Regions from separate parts of the Homo sapiens genome. Here region 1 is linked to region 2. Evidence: read pairs that join two places in POLR2A ChIA-PET (ENCODE). Cell type or tissue: HepG2. All regions are shown on one strand. Each heading gives the region's core, and the rest is flanking DNA. Links, peaks and the distances in the headings are about the cores only.

Evidence for each region. Peaks named below come from ENCODE experiments on the same cell type or tissue, not always from the same donor. Only the 100,000 strongest peaks of a DNase experiment are listed, where the experiment ranks them.
Region 1: POLR2A ChIA-PET joins it to region 2 with 10 read pairs; 3 of 35 experiments call an interaction of 5 or more read pairs at or near these places.

What each region holds. Positions count from the first base shown.
Region 1 is chr9:93,239,648-93,242,545 of GRCh38, reverse strand. It overlaps WNK2 (WNK lysine deficient protein kinase 2), which reads right to left. Exons shown (of 30, transcript NM_006648.4): 7 at 2,570-2,789. Among named protein-coding and RNA genes, the nearest start is that of WNK2, 57 kb to the right of the region's middle. In HepG2, for the core only: no CTCF peak of the experiment used is centred there; a DNase peak (open chromatin) is centred at 1,395.
Region 2 is chr9:93,298,314-93,301,211 of GRCh38, reverse strand. WNK2 (WNK lysine deficient protein kinase 2) reads right to left here. Exons shown (of 30, transcript NM_006648.4): 25 at 1,951-2,142; 26 at 1,063-1,161. Among named protein-coding and RNA genes, the nearest start is that of WNK2, 120 kb to the right of the region's middle. RefSeq lists enhancers at 1-11, 1,960-2,460. In HepG2, for the core only: no CTCF peak of the experiment used is centred there; DNase peaks (open chromatin) are centred at 1,571 and 2,221.

The sequences.
Region 1 (2,898 bases), core at 258-2,757, 59 kb after region 2:
GACAGCTGTATTACATCGGCAGAGAAATGGTGCACCTGAAGTCACAGGACAGATGTGCTGGTAATTATCTGAATGTAATTCACAGCAAACTTGTAGCAATTCAATTTGAAAAAATGTACCTCTGTGCACCACATGGTCATGGAGAGCAAGGAAAGATCCTCCAGGAAGCACAGAGCTCATCAACCCCATTAGATCTGCTCATAGCAGAGGCTTCTGTGTCTGGGTCAGGGATGTGAGCAGAGACAAGCCAGATGAGAATGGGCCAGGTGGGGACACAGGTGGCCACTTTGCAGCATCTGCGGTGATAGTGCAGCCAGCTTGCAGGAGCCCCACAGAGAAGCCAGCCTGGGCGCCACCCCACAGTGGGAGCTGTAGCCATCCTCACTGTGCTATCACAGCCCAGGACATGGGCCACTGTGCAGGGGAAGGCAGAGCCCTGGCCCAAGGCACTGGCAGCCTGAGGAGGTGTCTCCTCCAGTCCAAGTCCCAGTCACTGAGGCCCTGCACTCAGGTCCACACCAGGAACACCCCATCCTACAGCTGTGGTGAGGTTAGGAGCAGCAGGAAGCGTGCCAAGACCCCAGCAGGACCTTAGCTCAAGTAGCCCAAAGTCCTCAGCCACACAGCCAGCCCCAGGAGCAGTCCAGTTCCACCTGCTTCCTTCCTCAGGGGTCGCGGCTGCAGGAAGTCCAGCTGAGAGACTGCTGCTCCCTGCACTGACCTCACGGCGTAACCTACACCATGTGGCCCACTGAATCCCTCATGTACCACATACCAGTGCCCCCATGGACAAGGAGCTGCCAGGAGGAGCAGAGTCTGTGACAAACACGCAGCTCACTGGCACCCCAGCATTCCTGGCTCCAAGGGCCCAAGCACCTTCCATGGTATCACCAAGCCTCAGTTTCCACACCCGAGTCAGACCTCCGCAGGAACCTTCCAGAGCAGCCGCCCCTCCCACCTCTCTGCAACCCCCTCCACTTCTTTTTACTGAGACCCAGCCCGGCCTGGAGAAGTGAAGCTTGGGAAGAATCATCAGCCTGGAACTGGTGACTGATGGACATTTTCAACAGACGTGATGTATTCAGTAAAAAGCTTATTCAAAAGAAAGAAAAAACAGCGAGCACCTCTGTGGTCAGGACACATGAGCCGAGGGCTATCATGAGCACACCGGATTTATTTCTGCTCAGGTGTTCACTGCAAATGCGCAACTTTCTTACCATGCAATACTAACTGCCTTCTTCCTAGCCTCTCGTTCCCACTGGTCTTCCCCGTTGTGACTTTGTTTTCACCTGTTCCGGTGCAGACATTCCTGTCCTTCGTATCAAGTTGTCTGACTTAATGTCAACGTTTGTTCATGTTTTGTAACCAACAACAAAGACGTCTCTGTCTGTCTCTAGGCCCTGCACTAGGGTTCTCAGGCAGCAGTGTTGGCCCTGGGGCCCTCCCAGGCCAGGTTCCCACCACTGTCCCTCTCTGGCGTCCACTGCCCAATGCCCAGCAAACATGCCCTATCCCTGCAGGGGTGTGACCAAAGTCTGCTTGTCCAAGAACTTCTAACAGCCCCCGGCCCAGGGCAGCAGTGCCCCACAGAACATTCCAGGCCAGAAACGTCCTGCATTGTTCAAGACAAGAACCACTAACCACACTTGGCACAGAGCACTTGAAATGTGGCCAGTAGGACTGAGAAAGTGGATTTTAAATTTTAATTAATTTATATTTTAATAGCACATGTGGGCAGTGGCGATTTTACTGGATGGCACAGACCTGAGAATCAAGTCAGAATAATCTAGATCTGTCCCACCTGCTGCACCTGTCCCCACATCCCACACAATTCCCATTCCACCGCTGACCCCCTGGCATCGTCAGCGTGGCCTCTCCTCCTACCACTGCACCTGGACCACTCCCACTCCTTTCTGCCTGTGCCTGTGGCCCTGTCTCTTCTGCCTCTCATTCCAGTCGGCTCAGCGCCCCCTCCAATGAGGCCTCGATGACACCCCAGCACAAAGCGGCACTTCTGCTGCCAGCCCCAACCCACTCCTCATCCACAGAGCTGAAGATGATGAGAGGAGCAGGAGGAAGAGAAGAGGCGGAAAGGTACCCCCAACCCGCCTTTCTAGGTGGAAAAGTCCCAAGTCCCAGAAACCCAATGTAACAGTGCTCCCAAACAAAAGGAAAGGCGAAGATCCCAAACCCAAAGCCACCACACTGACACAAAGTCAGCAAGAGTCCGGCAAAGCAAGCGAGGCCTTTCTGACAAGTCAGAGGTCCTGGGTTGCTCTCTGCACACCCACCCTGAATTCCCGCACTGCACTGGCTCGGAGCTGCTAATCCCCTGGGTGCTGTGTTTTTGAGGGGACTCCCACTTAGGCCACCCCTGTGCAGACCCTAGGCAGACGTGGCCAGGCTGTGAGACCTCAGCTGCCCACACCTGCCTGGATGGCACCGCCACACCCACTGGCCTTGCAGTCCCCTCCGGAGCAAGCCCCCTCAGCCCACTTTTGTTCTCATCCTTGGAAACCACGAGCTGCCAACACCTGCACCCACCTCACCCCATCTGAGTCCTGCTTACCATCTCTTGGGCCACCTCATCCGGCGTCTCCTTCTCCAGGTCGAAGGTGAACTCTATGGCTCCATTGTCCTTGGGCTTTCCCTTCAGTTTCTTGGGGTCTTCCACCCAGAGCCTCAGGGCGATGGTGGACTTCCTGCCGTGGTCCTCCTCCGCGAGCTCCACCCTCACGCCTGTGTCCTCTGCGAAGAAGGCGTGGCTCAGCAGGTCTTTGATCTCGTACCTGGAGGGAGAGCAGCTGACAGGCAGGGGCACGGGCGCCAGGGCCTCCATGCCCAGGCTCCTGTGTCCATGCGCACCAGGACAAGGACAGGCACACCTGCAGGAGCCTG
Region 2 (2,898 bases), core at 144-2,643:
AAAAGCCTAAAAATCTCACAGCTTTTGGTTCACTGGCCGATCGTCCTGAGGGTTAAAAACAAACTGCGTGCTTTGGGATGGCCCCAAGCAGGCAGAGCCTTCCCTGGAGATGGAGTTCCTGGGCACTAACTGTGTTCCAGGGGATCTGAGCAAGGCTGGGACTGGGTTTTGGCTTAGTAGCAATTGGAGGAACTGCGTCATTGACTTCATCCCTGCGGTCATGGGAGGTCACAGGAAAATACAGCAAGTAAAGTGCTCCCACTGGCTGGAGGAGGAGGAGGAGCCGGCCAAGCAGGATGCATGCTCCAAAGAAGAGCTGCCCAGGTGGCCGTCACTCTCCTATTTGGGGTTGGAGACAGCAGTGGGTGAGGAGCAATGACAAAGGGGACCAGACCTGCCCTTCCAGTGGGGAGGGGCTGGGGAGGCCCGAACTGGAGCACGTTCTCTCAGCATTTCCACATGCAGGGCACAGGGCGGTGGGTGTGCAGGGTACTGGGTGCTGGGATTTGGCCCTGGTACAGAAACCACGCCCTCCAGTGACCTTTAGAACCGTATAGGCTCGCTATGTGCATGTCTTCACAGTCCAGACACGCGTGACACACACTGTGCATCTGGAGGAGGTTGGGGTTGTCTTTTTGTTGTCGCTGGAACTGGGGACAGCGGACATGTATATTTGCCACAATTGCAACAGAAAAAAAAACTACATCCAACATAAAAAAAAAAATTAAATAAATGAGGTGACGAAAAGAATGCAAAGGGCTCCAGTCCTTCTGGGCAGAGGTGCCCGGGGCGGAAGGCAGGCCAGCCGCTGCACATGCTTTCCGTGCCCAGGCACCAGCCATGAGCATGCACACACGCTGTGTGGGGCTTGGGGGTAGGCGCTGGCGGCCGCCGCTCCAGGGGACCGGCTCATGGGGTTCCACTTTGATATTAAATAGGTGACTTCGATGGGGTGGGGGAGGCATCCTATGAAATGTATGAAAGGTAATGAAGACAGGGAGGGGGTGGGGGGAGAAAACCAAGGGCCAGGAGGTGATAAAATACAAAAGAACAAATACAGACAGATGGACACAGATACGGGTCCACTGAGGAATCGAGCACGAGGTTTGCTACTAGACTTATAGGTCACTCTCTCAGACGTTGGGTGGTAAACCGTCCAGCCTGCAAATGAATATAAAGGGAAGAAAACAAAGAGACACTCATCAAGTACAGGTTGCTGCGATTCCTCCTCCACACCAACAGCCACACCAGCCTCGTCACTTAACATCCACGGCTCCATCTAGCCCAGCCCGGAGCACCAAAGCCACTGACCATGTAATGGGAAGGAGGCAGCGGGAGAGCAGAAGAGAAGCAGCCCGGAGAGGGGCGGGCAGGGTGGGGTGGGCGGGGCGGGGCGGCTTCATGGTCACCATGATTTCTCTGGACAGAGATGGTGAGGACAGGAGAGCACCTTATTGAGCAGCTGCTGCTGTCCACGCAGCGTTGACGAGAGAATTTCCTCCTCAAGGCCAAACTCCCAGCTCGAAAGCTGTGCCCTCGTCCCCCCAGCCGTCCCTCTGGACTTTGGAAGGACCCGGTGTTTAGCACCATCTGGCTCCGCTGTGGGGGTGGGGGTGGGGCAGCCAGTGCCTGGGAACTGGCGCCGGAGCACACAGCCGGATGCCAGGTCCCCTGCCCTCCCCAGTCCTAGCCACTTCCCCAAGGTCCACTCTAGCAAAGCATCACCTCCCCCTGAGCTGCTTACAAGCAAGACTTGGTGGTGGATGGGACAATTCCATTCCTTTCATCCAAAGACTACACCTTTTTTTTTTTATCCTTTTTAAAAGAAGCCTCTCAACAGCCTTTGCCACAGCTTGCAACCCCTCTACACAACACGGGCGTGCTCCTGGGGACACCACTGAGGCCCTACGTGGCTAGCACATGCTCGGAGACAGGCAAGCTGGAAATCACCTTGGCCACGCGCTCCGCCTCCATCACTGGCTAAGCCGGAGCAGATGTCCGAAGACAGGGAGGCCCGGACGGAGCAGGGCTGCTGGGTCTGCACTGCCTTCCCGCTCAGGCCCGTGCTGTCTGCAGTGAGCCCCACACTGGCTTGGGCAGGGTCCTTAGCGGGAGGGCCTCTGCTGGAGTCAGCCAAGTGACCTGGGCGGGGGGAGAAGAGGCGACAGGCACGATGAGGCGCCGCCGGGTCGGGGCCGTGTGGATTGAGTCTGTTCTGCCTGCTTATTGCTGGGTGACCTTGGGGAAGCTCACGTCTCCTGCAGACCACAGGCACATGGCCACATCTCCCACAGAGGAGTGATGGGGAAGAGCAAAGAAAGTGCCCAGTCTCTACCAGCCCCCACTGCCGTGCTGGACTTGTGTTGAGCAAATATAGTGACAGAAGACACACCCAGGCACACAGTGGCCTGTGTACTTCTCATCTCAGTCTTCCCTTAGCTCTGGGAACTGTCTCTGAATTCGTGTAATGGGTATAATTCATGGCTGTGTGCCCTGAAGGTTGTGGGCTTATAGTGAGCTTATGGTGGCTTGCCTGGCATGCTTGGGGACTTGGGCTCACAGGGGCTCCATCCCAGACTGCCAGGGCTCTCCACCAGCAAGCAGGCTGCAGTGCTGCTCAGGAGGCCTCAGGAAGCCCTGACATGCAGGGACGTGGGCTGGTGGCTGCCTGGGGCCAGGCCAGTGCCACTCAATGACTAGGTGTCACCTTTAACAAGACTGGGAGATCATCACCGTCCTCCCGTCCTCCCCCAGCCCCTAACGACAGCTGCTCGGCTGGCACACACCCAAGAAATGGGTCAAAGGAAGCAGCCACCATCCGTCCACGCAGTGCCCTGCAGAGGAGCAGGTGAGGGAGGGCAGCCTGAGCTTCCCTGGCACAGCCCACAGCCTAGAGTC